Regions from separate parts of the Homo sapiens genome. Here region 2 is linked to region 1. Evidence: read pairs that join two places in POLR2A ChIA-PET (ENCODE). Cell type or tissue: OCI-LY7. All regions are shown on one strand. Links, peaks and the distances in the headings refer to the core of each region. The heading gives the core; the rest is flanking DNA. Region 1 overlaps TET3 (tet methylcytosine dioxygenase 3). Region 2 overlaps STAMBP (STAM binding protein).

The links. Peaks named below come from ENCODE experiments on the same cell type or tissue, not always from the same donor. Only the 100,000 strongest peaks of a DNase experiment are listed, where the experiment ranks them.
Region 2: POLR2A ChIA-PET joins it to region 1 with 5 read pairs; 2 of 35 experiments call an interaction of 5 or more read pairs at or near these places.

What each region holds. Positions count from the first base shown.
Region 1 is chr2:74,049,810-74,057,809 of GRCh38, forward strand. The region is part of intron 4 of TET3 (tet methylcytosine dioxygenase 3); the gene reads left to right. Among named protein-coding and RNA genes, the nearest start is that of TET3, 69 kb to the left of the region's middle. RefSeq lists enhancers at 1,895-2,396, 2,397-2,896. In OCI-LY7, for the core only: no CTCF peak of the experiment used is centred there; a DNase peak (open chromatin) is centred at 3,692.
Region 2 is chr2:73,858,507-73,868,343 of GRCh38, forward strand. It overlaps STAMBP (STAM binding protein), which reads left to right. Exons shown (of 10, transcript NM_213622.4): 8 at 748-860; 9 at 1,546-1,645; 10 at 3,697-8,662. The coding sequence ends at 3,753. Among named protein-coding and RNA genes, the nearest start is that of ACTG2, 30 kb to the right of the region's middle. In OCI-LY7, for the core only: no CTCF peak of the experiment used is centred there; no DNase peak of the experiment used is centred there.

The sequences.
Region 1 (8,000 bases), core at 1-8,000:
GAACAAGGAAAATCTGGCCCCAGGGCTCTTACTTGGGGGTGAACAGATATGCTGCCAGGCACTCAAGAGACATGCTCCTAGATGATGGTTCCCACTGGCCCTGTCCATTCTTAGATATGACTAGTAACGACATGACTTCGAGGGCCCTCTTATTTACCAGCATATGGGGGAAACTTGTTTTGATCATGGGGTCCGCTTACCCTTTTCTCTGTGCGTGTATGTGTGTGTCCCATCCGCCTGTGTTTAGCACCTCGTTTCTCCTTCTACAACGTGGGAAATATCCTTACCTAGTGTTTTAAGACATAGTTGATCCTTAGCCAATATTTTAATTGTTGAATTTAATTATATGGATATTATGTGTGGTCAAACTAGTTTTTAAATTTGCATCCCAACTCCATCACTTACTAGCTGGGAGTGCTTGGGCACTTTACATAACCCATCACGGTTTCTGCTTCCTCATATGTAGAATGAAAACGATAATAGTACCGGCCTCACCAGGGCTGTTGTGAGGATGAAATTCGTTACTATGTGTAAAGCACTTAGTGCTGTGTTGGCACAAGAGTGTCAGCTGTTATCAAGCCTATCAAGTCCAATAGGGCAAGAAAAGTAAAACCATACCTTGTAAAGGAAAAAAAAAAGTTGGCTGTTCCTTTAGTTACCATATATTAATTACCTAGCCATGTATAACTACCAATAAGGATAAAATTAAGAGAAATGGTTCATCACTGAAGGACTTTGCGGTTTCCTTTTTTTATTTTTAGGCAGGGTCTCACTCTGTTGCGGGGGCTGGAATGCAGTGGCATGATCTCTGCTCACTGTAGCCTCCACTTCCTGGGCTCAAGCAATCCTCCCACCTCAGTCTCCCGAGTAGCTGGAATTACAGGCGCATGCCACCATACTTGGCTAATTTTTAAAAATTTTTTGTGGAGACGAGGTCTCACTATATTGCCCAGGCTTGTCTCAAACTCCTGGGCTCAAGCGATCCTGTCATCTCAGCCTCCCAAAGTGCTGGGATTATAGTCGTGAACCACTGCACCCAGCCTATGGTTTACTTAAGGAAAAAAAAAAACAACAATAAAATATTTAGTTACCCACTCAGCCAGTGTGTGCTGAGTGCCTTTTACCTCCGAGGCCCATGCTGTTGTATGGAAGTGGCTATATCGCAGGGGTACCCTGTAGCACAGACTTAGTTGTCATCATGGGAGATCATGTTTTATCTGGGAAACTCTTGTTTAGAGCTGGGTTTTGAAAACTGTGGTGAACACAGATGGGGAGAGGCAGAAAGGCTTTCCAGACTGAGTAGTGCATAAGCACAGTCTTGGGGCAGAAGGAGCAAGCTTGCAGGATGGGATGTTGCAAGGGTGACCTGAAACCTCTGTTCTCCTGCATTCCTCGGATGAGGAGCCTCCACCAGAGAGGATACATGTTCGCTTGTAGGCAGTGAGCAAAAATGCAGGCATCTGTCAGCATCAGAGAAACCAGACCTCCAGGAACTGGGAGCTAACAACACTTTGTATTATTAAATTAGAGGAAAATACTTAGGTAAAAACAGCAGAAACAAATTTGAACAATCATCTCAGTTGAGTTTTAGAAAATGGAAAAAAGACTAGAAGAAAATATATGAACAGTGGATTGTCTGTATGGTCGGAGTATGGATGACCTTTCCCTCATGTGTTTTCTGAATTTTCTACAATGAAATTTGTGTTGTATAACCCAGAAATATTTGTGAAAGTGCATGCTAGCAGTAGCATGGAAGGTGGATTGGTGAAGGGTGATAACCCTGTGGTAGGAGACCCGTTAGGAAGCTTTTGAGAGTAAAAGTGTTTATGAAGCACCTGCTCTGGTCTAGGCACCCTGCCAAGTACTTAATAGTCACCACCTCACTTAATCCTCATAGCAGCTCTATGAGGTAAATACTGTCAGTGGCTCCATTTTAGCCATGAGGAAACAGATTAAGTAATTTACCAAGGTCATACAAACTAGTGAAAGTGAGATTTGAACCTAGGCAGTTGGACTCTTAACCACCATGTCATATTGTGATTGAAATTGGTCAGTTGGGAAACAAGTCCTCACTAAAACAATGGTAGTAGAATGAAGAGAACCAACGAAGAGATTTGCTCTGAAACAGCTTCTGGAGGGCCTGAGGTTCATGTTAGGAAAACCCATTCTGTTTTCCAGAATTGTCTGGCCACATGCTTCTCGCTCTGTTGCCCATGCTGGAGTGCAGTGGCGTGATCTTGGCTCACTGCAACCTCTGCCTCCTGGGTTCAAGCAGTTCTCATGCCTCGACCTCCCGAGTAGCTGGGATTACAGGCACCCACCACCATGCCTGGCTAACTTCTTGTATTTTAGTAGAGACGGGGTTTCACCGTGTTGCCCAGGCTGGTCTCAAACTCCTGAGCTCAGGCAGTCCACCTGCCTCAGCCTCCCAAAGTGCTAGGATTACAGGTATAAGCCACCACGCCTGAACAGGTGCTTCTTCAGTTGGTATGGTAGAATTTGTCTTTGTGAATTCAGGCTCAGAACAAGGCTTAGAAATCAAGGTGCTCACTCTGGGATGACAATGGGAAAATCCCATACTCCAGAAATTCATCCCCTCACCAGTGGTAGGTAGAGAGTTATAGGTTAATATAAGGAAGAATTTTCCATAGAAGTGGGGGTGAAATATGGAGACTCCATGAAGCCATCTAAGAGCTGATAACAGAATATGGGAACAACTTTATAAAAGCATACAAGTTCCTATAGCCAAAAAAAAAAAAAAAAAAAATGGTGGGGGAGGGGCCCGGGCGCTGTGGCTCATGCCTGTAATCCCAGCACTTTGGGAGGCAGAGGCGGGCAGATCATGAGGTCAGGAATTCGAGACCACCCTGGCCAGTATGGTGAAACCCTATCTCTACTAAAAATACAAAAATTAGCTGGGCATGGTGGCGGGTGCCTGTAATTCCAGTTACTCTGGAGGCTGAAGCAGAAGAATCACTTGAACCTGGGAGGCCGAGGTTGCAGTGAGCTGAGATCACGCCACTGCACTCCAGCCTGGGCGAAAGAGCAAGACTCTGTCTCAAAAAACAAAACAAAACAAAAAAACCCTCTATTATTCAAGTTATTTGGTAATTTTGCCAAATAAGCAATTTAGCCAATATGAGCATCACCATGTAACCAAAGTCCCCAACCCCTTTATGTAAAAATGATGGGTTTCTGAAGGTCTGAATGGGACTCATATGGATTTTTTTATCTGAATCTTGAAGTTCTAGAATTAAAGGCACCCCTTAAAGCTTCAAAGAAGTAAACTTATAAGCTATGAAAGGAAATGCCATTCTCTAAAAGATAATATGATGTTTGCAGCTTTGAGAATATTTATCACAAGTTGAATTTCTATGTTGAATTATTGCAAGTGACTTGTGGATGTGGATATTTAAAAATACTCATTGGAGAGTCCCCCCCCAACCATCCTATAACACCATTGTCAGAAACAGGACAAGGAGCTATAGAGACTGTTGTTCCCTTCGCCTTTGTGTATTTTGTCTATTTTCAGTAACAGGGAAATTCCCAAGAGGAGCCAGTTTAGGACGGAGAATGAATGCAAATGACTTTTTAGTGGGAAAAGCATCCTTTGTGCTCATCTAGTCACCATCTTAGAGATGAGGAAGGTATCTGTGTTAGTTTGTAAGCGTTGTCCTGATGTCTCTGGGGAGCAGCCAACAGGAAGCTGCAGAGACTAAACCACAGCAAAAGCAAGAGGTTAGGAGGTGTAGATGCTAGTGGTTGCCTTCATAGAAATATGTTGTATTTTTAATCAGTTGATTGTTCTTCCCTGAAGAAGCCACAGGGAAAATATCTCCTTTGCCTGGAGCATGGTGAAAGTCTGGGTGAGGGAGTGGCATTGTCCAGCGAATGTGGCTGATGGCATGTCCATCAGGGAATTTCAAATGGGACATAGTCCTGAATGGAGGACACAAAGTTATTTGTTTACAGTCGTGTAAAGTCTGTTTTCTACAGTTTTTATTTCTATGAGAATGTATCACACAAACCCCCCACCCCACTGCATTGAGATGAAGAGAAACTTCCTATCTTTTAAATGTTTTTTTGAAACAATGACTATTTGGACACCATATAAAGGATGGGGAATCTGACGGTGAGTAGGAGGGTATCAGAGAAAACTTCCTGCAGGAGAGGATGTCTTACTGAGTTTTAAAGGATAAATAGAAGTTTAATAGAGGAACAGGGAGAAGGGACCTGAAGTTTATGCAGATGAAAGACATGTGGAAAGACACATGAAGATGCGGAAGATGAGAGAACATGGGGAAATACAGGTCATGCGGGTGTGACGGGTGTGGAGGATGAAAGATTGGGAGTGGCTGGAGAGGAGAGTTTCAGGGGAAGAGGGGATGATACCAAAGCCAGAGAAACCAGTTTGTAGGCTCAGATGTAGTTCAGGCAAGAAATAATGGGCCTCTGAACTAGAGTGACCTTGAGTAGAAAGGAGGAGGGGAGGGGGCAGATAAGAGAAAGAATAAGAAAAGAATTAACTGCTCCAGTGACTGGTTGGATGTAGGAGTAAGGGAGGAGGAGTGGTCACAGGTGACTCCTGAGGTTTCAGGCTGGGCGACTGGGTTGATGGTGCTGCCTTTCACCAAGGTTAGAAATACTGGGAGGGCAGCAAGTCTGGGTACCTGGCTTTTGAATGTCTGTGGGACCTGGCAGTGTCCATCTGGTCAGATCTGTGAACTGGTAGTTCTTTGGCAGACTGATGGTAACTGAAAATGTTCAGTCCTGATCTTTTCACCAGGCTGACTGTGTAGATCAAAAAGAAGCCCCAGAATGGAAGTTACCACCATTTAGGGGAGAGGAGCTCAAACAGGAGGCTTTGAAGAAAGTGTGGAAAAGATGTGGGAAGAAATTGAGGAGAGGGTATGTTAAAGAACCAATGGATAGTTTCAAGGTCGGGAGGGCTAACAGCATCAGAAAAGAAGGGTTAGGATTTAATGCTGGATTCTTTCTTGTCTTACATTATTTGTTCTATGTGCACCAGTCTTTGCAGTTAAAGCCCAGATTCCTTAAGCACAAGGACTGCATGTTTTTTGTTGTTGTTGTTGTTGTTGTTTTTGAGATGGGGTCTCACTGTGTCACTCAGGCTGGATAGCAGTGGCAGACTCACAGCTCACTGCAGCCTTGACCTCCTAGGCTTGAGCGATCGTCCTGCCTCAGCCTCCCAAGTAGCCAGGACTACAGGCATGCACCACTATGCCTGGCTAATTTTTTAAATTTTTTGTAGAGGAGATGGGGTCTTGCCATGTTGCCCAGGCTGATCTTGAACTCCTGGGCTCAAGCGATCCACCCACCTCGGCCTCCCAGAATGCTAGGATTACAGGAGTGAGCCACCATGCCTGGCCGCGTGTTGTATTTATAAAGCATCTAGACTGGTGCTAAGCCTATGGCAAGTACCCTTCATATTTTTTGGTCAACTGGTCAGCCTTATTCTGCCTCCATATTTATACTCTGCAAAGGTGTCAAATGGGTTTAGGAATGATCTCCTTACCTTTAATGTTTATGGTCTTGAATATGCCCATTATTATAAAGGCCCAGCATGCTGTACATGGTTTCACAGGCAGCTGACCTGAGATTTTAGTGTTAAAAAATTCATCCAGCACACCTGATCCAGAGTAAAGCCTAACATTCTACCTGCCCATGGCTGTGGCTTTGTAACTATCAGGAGGCATCATGCTAGCAGTCATTGACTGTCATTAAAGTGGAATCTAATTATCTATATAATCTTATGCTCTTCAGCGTTAAGTCCACTAAAATTATATCAGGAAACTGAGTTCTGTGGTTTGAATGTTGTTGTTTCCCCAAACTTACATTGAAACTTAATCCCCTAAAGGCAGTATTGAGAGAGTGGCCTTTAAGAGGTGATTGGGTGATGCAGGCTTTATCCTCATGAATGGATTAATTCATTCATGGATTAATGGGTTAATGGATTAACAGGTTAGCATGGCAGTGGGACTGGTAGCTCTATTCAGAAAGGGAAGAGAGACCTGAGCTGGCACACCCAGCCCCTCACCATGTGTCCTACACCACCTGAGACTCTGCAGAGTCCCGATCAACACGAAGGGCCTCAACAGGTGTGGCCCCTTGACCTTGGACTTCTCAGACTCCAGATAGATTCCTTCCTTTATAAATTACCCAGTTTCAGGTATTCTGTTATAAACAACAGAAAATGGACTAAGAAACTGGGGCAATTATATAGGATTGTTTGGAAAGAGTAGATAGGTACAAATGGAGCCTTTGTGTGATCTTGACATCTGTACATTAATTGTATACTGTCTCTCTGTACTAATGTCATAAAAAAGAAATGCCTCAGCTGTGCTCCTGTGTACATTCCTGGCCATTGGTTCCCCACTGGAAAAATGTGGATGCCTTAGTCTGTGTGTAGAGAGTGTGGAAAGGTGGAAGGTTCTTTTAGAAATTAAGCATCTCTCTTTCTGTTAGGTAGTAATGAGTGGTTTCTTGTGTTAAGTGTCTCTTGCTGATAGCAGAAAGGATATATTCATTCTCTCCCCAGCCTAGAGCAGAAATGGAACAGAACATATTTTTCTATTTTAATGAGTATAGAATTAAGTGCACAGGGTTAAGAAAAACACTTAAAGCTGTATAACGAGCACTTTCTCAAAAATTGGATTTTGCTCTCCTGAGCTCTCCCCTAGAGCTTTCTACCATGTATTTTAGAAAGGGGGGGAAAAAAAGAACCACCTTCACTTCTTCTCTCAGTGGTCAAAACAAGACATAAAATAGATCTTTCTTTAAGAAGAGTTGAGCCATTTCCCAGCGATGCCACTTTATCTTTATGGAGAAGGAAGAAATATTACCCTGGGGACTACAAGGTAAAATAGTGACTTAACAGCAAGATGGTAAAATACTCCTTTCCTGAAACCTGGTGAAAGGAACCAAATCAATAAAAATAGAGGAAAAGCTTTCATCAGCTGAAATTTGGGAATAGCCCCAATCTTCAACCATGAATTCCAAGGTCTCTCTGCCACTTTGAGATCAAATTGAATTAAAGAATGACACACTGAGTACACAACTCCCAGTGTTGGGAAAAGTAACAGAGGGACCCCACAACTTGGAGAAATGGGCTGGAAGATGGGAGACCACCATCTAGAAGCCATGCTCTCTGGAAACCAGGGAATGCAGGCAGAGCATGTTCCCCATTTGCTCCAGCTTTTGAAGGGGATAAGGTCTGGGCTGAGGATGAGGATGGTGGGCTGGAGAGATGGGAAATCATATCCTAAGAGCTGGCTTTGTAGCTGAGGGCCAACAGTACCGAAAAGGCTATTGTACAAAGAAAAAATATATGCTGAACCACCAAACAAAAATCCTGCCAACTGTGGGGCTTTATTTTAACTTGACATCTTATCAGAGTGACCAGCTCAGTCCCTTTCGAGGGAATGAACCAAAATCCTAAGAGTGTCTCTCCACATCAGGACAGAGTACAACCCAACCCTCAACATACACATAAAAATTTAGAGGCATTGGCTCCAACAGACAAAGGGCTTGGAGATGAAATTTCCCAGTCGCAATTGTCCACAGCCAGCCCCAGTTCTCCTATCCCCTCTCAGACTGCTGAACTTTCAAACTAATAATTGAAACCTCTACAAGCATCCAGTTATCTACCTGAATTTTTAAGGAAAGAATTTGAGCACTGTCCAGGTAAACAGGAGTAAGGAAATTCTGCCCACTCTATTTTTGGGCAAATAAGTATAGACCAGTGGCTTTCAATTGGAGGCTTTCCATTCCTCTCCCCCAGGGGACATTTGGCAATATCTGAGGACATTTTTGGTCATCAAAAGTGGTGTGGAACCACTGGCGTCTAGAAGCTGGGGATGCTGCTAAGCCTCCTAACAGTGCCTACAGTAAGGAGCTAGTTGATCCAAAATGTCAGTTCTGTCAAGGGGGAGAAACTAGAGATCAGCTTCTCCTGTGAGAAGATTGATTAACAAATAAAC
Region 2 (9,837 bases), core at 1-8,000, 190 kb before region 1:
TATATTGTGGAATGGGAAAATCAAGCTAATTAGCATATGCATTATGTCACATACTTTTTTGTGGTGAGAACACTTGAAATCTACTCTCTTAAGCAGTTTTCAAGTGTATAATACATTGTGATGAACAGTAGTCACCATGTTGTATAGTAAGTCTCTTGAACTTAAAAAAGGAAAGAAATTATGAGTCTCTTCACATACTGGTATTAAGCAATATTTGTTTACAGTGCTGGAAAGGAGCTTCCTTACTTATTAGGAACCTCAGGTGGACCTCTCATGGTTGCAGATGGCTTCTCACTTACAAAGGAGATTGTGACCAGCTGTTGAGAACTGTTTGGCTTTACTTCCTTCAGAGACCAGACTTGGTTGTATGTCAGAGTAGTCCCCCCCTTATCCTCAGGGGATATGAGCCCAGACCCCCCAATGGATGCCTGAAATCACAGATAGTACCAAACCCTATATATGCTATGTTTTTTTCCTATACATGCATACTTGCGATAAAGTTTAATTTATAAATTAGGCACAGGAAGAGATTAACAACAACTATAATAAAACAGAACAGTTATAAAAATACAGTGTAATAAAAGTTATGTGAAGATGATCTCTCTTTCTCAAAGTATGTTATCGTATGTAATATTTTCAGATTGCAGTTGATATGGATAGCTTTAAACCTCAGAAAGGGAATCGCAAATAAGGAGGGATTACCATATATCCTCGCTAAGAGTCCTCTGACTCTTTTTCTCTCCTCAGACTCACCCCACACAGACCGCGTTTCTCTCCAGTGTCGACCTACACACTCACTGCTCTTACCAGATGATGTTGCCAGAGTCAGTAGCCATTGTTTGCTCCCCCAAGTTCCAGGAGTGAGTATAGAGGGCATGGTTCTGGGTGTTTCAAGGGGGTAGTAGGGAAGAAAGCCTCAGGGGAAAAGGTCTCTATTCTTGTGGACTTGTCCTTTGTAAAATACATAGATTATAATGTAAGTTGGTTATTCTAAAGGGCTTCCTTTTAAGCCCCATATCATGATTTATCTATCATGCTTGTTCAAAAAGATATCCAAGTAACAACTTAGTTGCTTTTCTAAGAAAAGTCTACAAGAAATTTGAAGTGTTTGACTTGAAGCGATAGGAATGTCAAGAGTTTTATGTTGGATTAGAAAGTTTCAAAATCATAAAATATAAAAAAATAAAAAATAAAAAATAAAAAAATATAATAAAAAAATAAAAATAAAAAATAAGAAAGTTTCAAAATCAAACACATTATCTCAGAATGCACTTCTTTTTCATACCAAATCCTGTCTCTACTCCCACTTTGATTATTTACTATGAATTCTCCAGCAAAACTAGTGTGATGGCAGTAATGAGTCATTCTCTAACTGTGATTCATTCACCAGAGAAGAGACCTGTGAGGCAGCATCCTACAGAAGCTGTCTCACAATGACCTCTGCCCTGCTGTGTGAGTGTGCATGCTGGTGTGTGTGTGCGTGCATATGTTTGGGATGGAGGGACACCTTTGCTTGACTCTTAGCCTGCCTTTTTTAAATTTCAGAACTGGATTCTTTAAACTAACTGACCATGGACTAGAGGAGATTTCTTCCTGTCGCCAGAAAGGATTTCATCCACACAGCAAGGATCCACCTCTGTTCTGTGTACGTATCTATGTAAAAGAAAATGGGGCTATGCTTCAAGCAGGGAGGACAGTCAGAGCTGATGAAATGCATCATCCTTTCTGATCCACACAGAAGACCAGCTTTGTCACTTACCTTGCCAGATCTCCATAATAAGGACGTACATGAGAAGCAGTGTGGGACAGGAATAGATTTGAATCTTAGCTTTGCCACTGTGTGCCTTTGATTGGGCTACTTACCGTTCCTGGGCCTCAGTTTTCCCATCTATAAAATAGGCATAATAATAACACCTACTTTATAGGGTTCTTGAGATGATTAAATGAAGTAATGTGCAGGAAGTACGTAATGCAGTTGCTGGCTTATTAAATGTTACTTTTTCCTTTCATCAATGTCTCTTTCTAAGCCTGTACTTCAATAAGAGATTTGAAGGCAAAGGAAAAGAGAAGCCACTTCAGATAGGTAAATTAAGTATATTTGTAGAATTTTGCTTAAATCATAGGGGCTTTACGACCTTCCTACAAAGTTCTTTTTTCCCTATGTTGTGGTCTGTGAATAAAAAGTTTAGTTGATGATAAGATCAGTATGTTTCCATTTGCCCCTGCAAGCTGATTTGATGGTGTTGCATTACTCCATGCTGGCCATGGAGTATTATTTCTTTTGGGTTCAGAGAAAAGTGAGCAATATGGAAAAGGGACTAAGAACCTTGACACTTAAAAGGACCTGGAGATGCTTAGAAGAGAAACCCCAGGAAGGATCTGAGAGCTGATTTCAAGTGTTAGAAGAGTTGAAGTATAAAAAAAGGGATTGGGTATATTTCACGTCACTCCTAGCACTAAAACAAAGACTTCATGGAATGATGGTTTTCTGCTGAGCGTGAGGAAGAACTTTCTGACAAATCTGTTCAAAAATAGATCAGTCTGCCTTGGAATGTCTAAGTACTAGGATGTTGAAACAAAGACTACACAATCAGAAAAAAAGGTCTGGGGCACCAGTGCCCATGTTTTCAGTTATAAAGGCCCCTGTTGCATGCCAAAAGGGAGCATTCTTCTCTCACCATGTGACAGTAGGTATACTTTATTATTTGGGTGACATCATAGCTAAAAAAACTGTGATGAATTCAGTAATTCTTTTAAATTAATATATATTTTAGGGATGACACTATTTGTTCCCAAGTTTAGGAATCAAAGAATGAGTCTAGAATGTATATACATTTTAAAAATAAACAAAGGTAAATGGGCAAACACTGATTCCATCTACAGGTGGGACTGGTGGTAGTAATGAGTCCCAGACTCTTACCACAACTACCACTTAAATAGCAGTCTGGCTTCCAGACTGAGAACCACTAGCCTAGAATGAACATTTTAAATAAGGGTTTTTTTGTTTTTGTTTTTGTTTTTGTTTTTGTTTGAAACAGAGTCTCGCTCTGTTGCCGGGCTGGAGTGCAGTGGTATGATCTCAGCTCACTGCAGCCTCTGCCCCCCAGGTTCAAACAATTCTGCTGCCTCAGCCTCTCGAGTAGCTGGGACTACAGGTGCGCGCCGCCACACCGGGTTAAATTTTTTTTTTTTTTTTTTTTTTAGTAGGGTCAGGGTTTCACCATGTTGGCCAGGATGGTCTTGATCTCCTAACCTCATGATCTGCCCACCTTGGCCTCCCAAAGTGCTGGGATTACAAGCGTGAGCCACCGCACCCAGCCAAAAAGTGGTTTTTTAAAATGACTTTTCAGGCCGGGCACGGTGGCTCACGCCTATAATCCCAATACTTTGGGAGACTGAGGCAGGCAGATTACTTGAGGTCAGGAGTTCAAGTCCAGGCTGACCAACATGGCGAAACCCCACCTCTACTAAAAACACAAAATTAGCCAGGCATGGTGGCTCGTGCCTGTAATCCCAGCTACTGGGAAAGCTAAGGCAGAAGAATCGCTTGAACCCAGGAGGCGGGGGTTGCAGTGAGCCGAGATCGTGCCACTGCACTCCAGCCTGGGCAACAGAGCAAGACCCTATATGAAGAAAAAAAAAAAAAAGACTTTTCAGAATTTTCTAGGACTCCACCTTTCTTTTTTCCTATTGCAGAGCTGCAGCCACGTGACTGTTGTGGACAGAGCAGTGACCATCACAGACCTTCGATGAGCGTTTGAGTCCAACACCTTCCAAGAACAACAAAACCATATCAGTGTACTGTAGCCCCTTAATTTAAGCTTTCTAGAAAGCTTTGGAAGTTTTTGTAGATAGTAGAAAGGGGGGCATCACCTGAGAAAGAGCTGATTTTGTATTTCAGGTTTGAAAAGAAATAACTGAACATATTTTTTAGGCAAGTCAGAAAGAGAACATGGTCACCCAAAAGCAACTGTAACTCAGAAATTAAGTTACTCAGAAATTAAGTAGCTCAGAAATTAAGAAAGAATGGTATAATGAACCCCCATATACCCTTCCTTCTGGATTCACCAATTGTTAACATTTTTTTCCTCTCAGCTATCCTTCTAATTTCTCTCTAATTTCAATTTGTTTATATTTACCTCTGGGCTCAATAAGGGCATCTGTGCAGAAATTTGGAAGCCATTTAGAAAATCTTTTGGATTTTCCTGTGGTTTATGGCAATATGAATGGAGCTTATTACTGGGGTGAGGGACAGCTTACTCCATTTGACCAGATTGTTTGGCTAACACATCCCGAAGAATGATTTTGTCAGGAATTATTGTTATTTAATAAATATTTCAGGATATTTTTCCTCTACAATAAAGTAACAATTAACTTATGTTTTTGTGCTTCAGAGTGATCCATTTGATCAAGCATTGTATAAACAGGTTAAAAAAAAGGTATGGTTGTTTTGGAAAGGTGAAGGAAAAATGGAATTTGAGATATACTGACACTGATGGTGTGTCCCAGTTCACTTTTAATTACTCCTTGTTTTTTATCTGCCTGTTGCCATCTTCCAGAGGTGTTGTGAAGTCATCTCTGTTCTTTTGGTGCTGTCTCAAATGGGTCAACCATTCACTTCCTCCTTATGCCCTCCATGCTTTTGGCTGAGGATAATGAAGCCTTTGTTTGGAGTACCAGGTTACACTCCAATAAATGATTACATTTCCCAGCCACCCCACCCTACCAATTTCATTGTGTTGGCTGTTCTTTTCTGACTAAGGCAATACCTAGGAAAACGCTTGAAGCAGCAATTGTTACTGCAATTTTCTGTGAGCTGAGCCTGGTGTTCTAGGTGGCCTAGAAATAATGGTGTCATTTGTGACACCTCGAGTGAGGGCAGGAGAGTAAATACTTTGGCTAGGAGAAGAGTGATTTATTCTTTATCAGAATTCTAGGTGGGGGAGGGAGAATCTGTGAATGCATAAAGTTTTCTTCATTTTTAAATTTTGTCTCAGTCTTTATTGCTTAGGTTAGTGGTCCTTGAACTTGTCCCCTGAAAGAGCCCAGTTCTCTATATTCTTTTTCTTCTCTTGGGTTCTTAATTCCCCATATAGTGGAAATTCCTTCTTTGCTGTTTTGGTATGGGTGGGTCTGGGGGCCAGCTGGGCTTGGACAAGCCATTTCCTGCTGCAGCCCAGAGCAGCCTGGCTGTTCCACCTTGCTCTAAACAGTCCTGAAATTGCCCAGTCCTCTGCTTTTGGGAAATCCATCCCCTTCTTCCCATTCTTTGTCTACCACTTAGCTTAGGGCTTTCTTACCTTTTATTTCGACTGTAGCCGTTGGCTTTTACCAAGTCTCTTTGTTTTTAGCATTTCTTCATTCCAGTCTGTTCTGCACACTTTGATCAGGAGAAGCTTCTCACATTCCAGCCATGTTCATGTTTTCTCTCTTGCTCAAAAACCTGCAATAGCTTCCCATTGCTGAAAATCTAAATTTAGCTTTTAGTCAGAACTTTCCACTTAAAGTTCTTACCCCTGGCTATATATTCAAATATCTAGGGAGCAATTTAAAAAATACTGATGCCTGTGTTCTACCCCCCACCAATTAAAGCTGAATCTCTAGGGTGGAGCCTCAGATGTTGTTTCTGCATTTGTCTTTCAAGCTGCTAGAATTCTCAAGTACAACCAGGGTTGACAACCACTGCATTGGTCTTTGATACCTAAGAATTGTGAGCTCTCTTATCCGTCTCTGCCCACCAAAGACATTCAGCCAGGTCAACAACATATCATACGTTGCAACCACATTGATCACAGACTGATCACCAAACTGCTATATTTTCTTTTCTCTTCCTCTAGGCACAAGATATCTTAGTGGCTAGATGGGTGCAGGAAATCAGTCTGTAGATCCCTCTTCATATCTGCTGCAGCCTAGCCACTGCAGAGGCACTCTGCATAGGATGGTCTAAGTGTCTCTGTCTTCATCTTACCTCTGTGGAGGAGACGTGGAATCAAGCCAGCCCACAAGCCCTGAGACTGGATAGGCCGGAGAGAAAGAGGAGTAGCCAGAGCGGTCGGGAAAAGAGGAAAGGAATACTGTGGGTAAAAGGGACAAAGACCACGCAACCTGAGGAAAGACATTGTATTGAAAGGGTAATGACTATTTGGCTAAAGGGACTGACTCCTGGGTTCCCGAGGCTCAAAGACCAGGAGACTTTTCCACTCTTGCAAGCTGCACAAGTACCATACTTAGTGTTCTGGGCTGAGAGGGGAGACAAAAGCATCGTCAGGTTGCCAAACAATGTCCCAGTTGCCCTGGGAGGCACAAACCTACCAAAGTGCCATAGGCCAGGTGCAGAGAGAATCAGAGGAGCTGATTTGCTTGGGGTCAGAGCAGAGCTGGGTTTTTTCAGATGATCACTTTCACATACTCCTTGTTAAATGGGACCAAAGGGGAAGAAGAAGAAACCCTTAAGCTTTTGTAATATTGTCTTGGGTACCAGATACCATAAAAGGCAGCATGAGAGAAACATTCCCTTGGGCCAGTGTCATGGTGGATTTTCTTGCTTGAGAGGCAAGGATTTCAGCTTTCATTTGGTACCACAGAATTTAAAATTGTAAGTGCCTATCCCTTTTGACTGTTGATGGCTTCTTTGGGGTTTTAGTTACCCCAGTTGAAAGAGAAATTTTTCATATTGGGGTTGAGAAGAATGGAGGCTATTAGGAGCAAAGCTTTAATGAGTGAAAGTCTGGTGAATCCTGCAATTTTGATATGTTTCCAGTGGATTTTGAGAACACAGTTTTAGGACCAGAGTAGATGTTGTTCCCTAGAAAATAGAGTCAGCTATTGATATTGTGCCTCCCATCCCTCATATCTCAGTGTTTTAACCCCACCTGAGTTTGGAGACCAGTTTGTCCAAGGATCTTTCAAACATGTGAGCCCAGAGTAGAACTTCTGAGTCAAGGATCATGTCTTTTTCTGAGGAGCTTTGCTTGGGGCACTGGAAATCCTGTTTAGATCAGGACTATTGGAATATTATCCTCTCCAGGGGAAGTGCCAGGTTGAACATTTAAGGCTTTGCTTCTAGGCCCAGCTATACATTCACCAGCAAATCACTTAACTTCCTAAATTTCTTTAAAATCTGTAAAATGGGATCAGTCTAATATGCCTACCTCAAATGATGACAGAATGACATCTATATGCATATGAGGCCTACGTTAGTTGAAAGATGCTATAAAGATATAAGGGATTTGTTACTTGTCTTTCTTGAAATGTTACAGTTGGGGTGCGGTTGCTTCTATCTTCTGGACCTCTGCCCATTCAGCATACAGCTAGAGGAATCTTTGGGCAGATCCACATTCTTTAGCACTAGCTAGGCTTTGACTCCAAAGCTATCTGGTCTACCTTGATGTTCTGAGCAGGAAAACTGAGGACCTCAAGAACCATTCCAAATTTCTACTCATTCTCCCTAAGACCCAGAGCAGACCCAGGACCTAAAGAAATTACATCATCTCTATTTTCCCTTGGCTCCAGCCCACTCTTGTTTGAACCTCCCACTTTTGTTGTTCCAACTACTTCTTGAGATGAAGGAAGGGCAGAACATTGGCCCTCTTCACTGAAGTCTTCACCCCTTAATCCAGGGTTCAATTTTTAGTTCACCTTAGCCTGTTTGAGATTAGAAGCTGGGCCTTAACTTACAGGTGTGTCCGGCATCATTCAATCAGCCTGTTAGATCCAGAATCCAGCACTGTGACGCTACATAACCATGGGCTCTGTCCTTCCAGTTCCTTTAGTGCCTTCCCTCACTGGTAGGTTCACTCTGAGGGCTTCCTTCCTTGAACTCCAGTGGCAACTATAGTCTGTTTCCCACAATTTGTTGTGTGTGTTTTTTGTTGTTTTGCAGCGTTTTCATATTGTCTTTTATGTAAGTCATGTTTCTGAACTATCGTATAAATTTCATTAGGGTAAGAATCATGTTTGCTTTATGCACTGTGTAACATGCCTTGCAGTCAGTATAGGCACTTAACCTTATTGATCAGTTGTTCCTTGGTGTTGAATAATGTGTTAGGTAGCCAGGTGGACCTGTGTCCTAGCCTGGAGAAGCTCTATGTCACCTTGTAGGAAGCCATCTGAATTTGACTCAGCATCATATGCTGGGCCTGTGCTGCACTTGAGCTTTCTTTCCAGCCGCCAGGAGGGATGGTTGTCCTGGCCAACAGCGAATTTAATGGGTGGTCAAAAGAAGATGTGCCTGCATAGAAGGCTGAAAGAGGGAGCTGGAAGTAGGAGGAGACAAGGAGATAGTGACACCAGTATCTTGTCACAGAAATCAAGGAAGGCAACAGTTTAAAGGAGGGGAGGGAGATCAGTGGTGCCAACTGGCTCAGAAGAGGTTTGCTGGGTTAAATCTCAAGATGAGCCCATGAGATCTGGTGGTTAGCAGAGGCCTTTCCTGACAACCCCATTTTAAGCACCTCTTCCCCATCACTCTATCTCATCACTGTTACTGTCTGTGTAGCCCTGTCATGAGCTAAAATCATCCTGTTTGTTTATTGCTAGCTTATGTGTCTAAAGTATACTCCTTGAGAACAGCAACTTTGTCTTTTTCACCTTTGTACTGAGTCCCCTGACATGGAATAAGATATGAATAAATGCACAGACTTGTCCAAAATCATCCAATTAATAAATGGTAAGGCTTTGCTTTTTTGGGAGAAGTGCAACAAATGTGAGCACATTTTAAATATTGATGTTTAAAGATTGTGAAAATTAAAAATTAACAATCAGCCGGGCATGGTGGCTCATGCCTGTCATCCCAGCAGGAGGCCAAGGCGGGTGGATCACCTGAGGTCAGGAGTTTGAGACCAGCCTGATCAACATGGAGAAACCCTGTCTCTACTAAAAATACAAAATTAGCCAGATGTGGTGGCACATGCCTGTAATCCCAGCTACTTGGGAGGCTAAGGCATGAGAATCGCTTGAACCTGGGAAGTGGAGGTTGTGGTGAGCCAAGATCACGCCATTGCACTCCAGCCTGGGCAACGAGCGAAACTCCGTCTAAAAAAATAAATAAATAACAATAATAGAAGGTTACCTCTAGAAGAAAGGCAAATGAGAAAAACTACATATATAATCATTCATCTTTTATTTAGAGATGAACGATAATACAATATCACAAATTAAAATTTCTGTAATTTCTACAAATTATACAGAGAAGGAAATTTAGAACTCTAAATGCTTTCATTATTTAAGAAGAAAGAATCAAAAGATATGAATTAAGCATCGGACTCAAATTAGAAAAAGAATAATAAAATATACTAGGAAACCAGGGGGAAAGAAATAAGTACTAAAGCAGAAATTGGCCAGGTGCGGTGGCTTACGCCTGTAATCCCAGCACTTTAGGAGGCCGAGGCGGGTGGATCACCTGAGGTCAGGAGTTCAAGACCAGCGTGACAAACATGGAGAAACCCCATCTTTACTAAAAATACAAAATTAGCCGGCTGTGGTGGCACACGCCTGTAATCCCAGCTACTTGGGAGGCTGAGGCAGGAGAATCGTTTGAGCTCAGGAGGCGGAGGTTGTGGTGAGCCGAGATCACGCCATTGCGCTCCAGCCTGGGCAACAAGAGCAAAACTCTGTCTCAAAAAAAAAAAAAAAACCCAGAAATTAAGTAAATGACATAAGTCATTTTTATGAGCACAATCTCATAAATTGTGTACACACACACACACTTCACATCAAAATCAATAATATAGATGCAAAAATTCTAAATAGAACACTAAAAAAATCATCAATCTAGTAAAGGAATAAAGTATCCTAACTGCCAGCATGTATTATGCATCCTCATGTAGGACTTGCCCA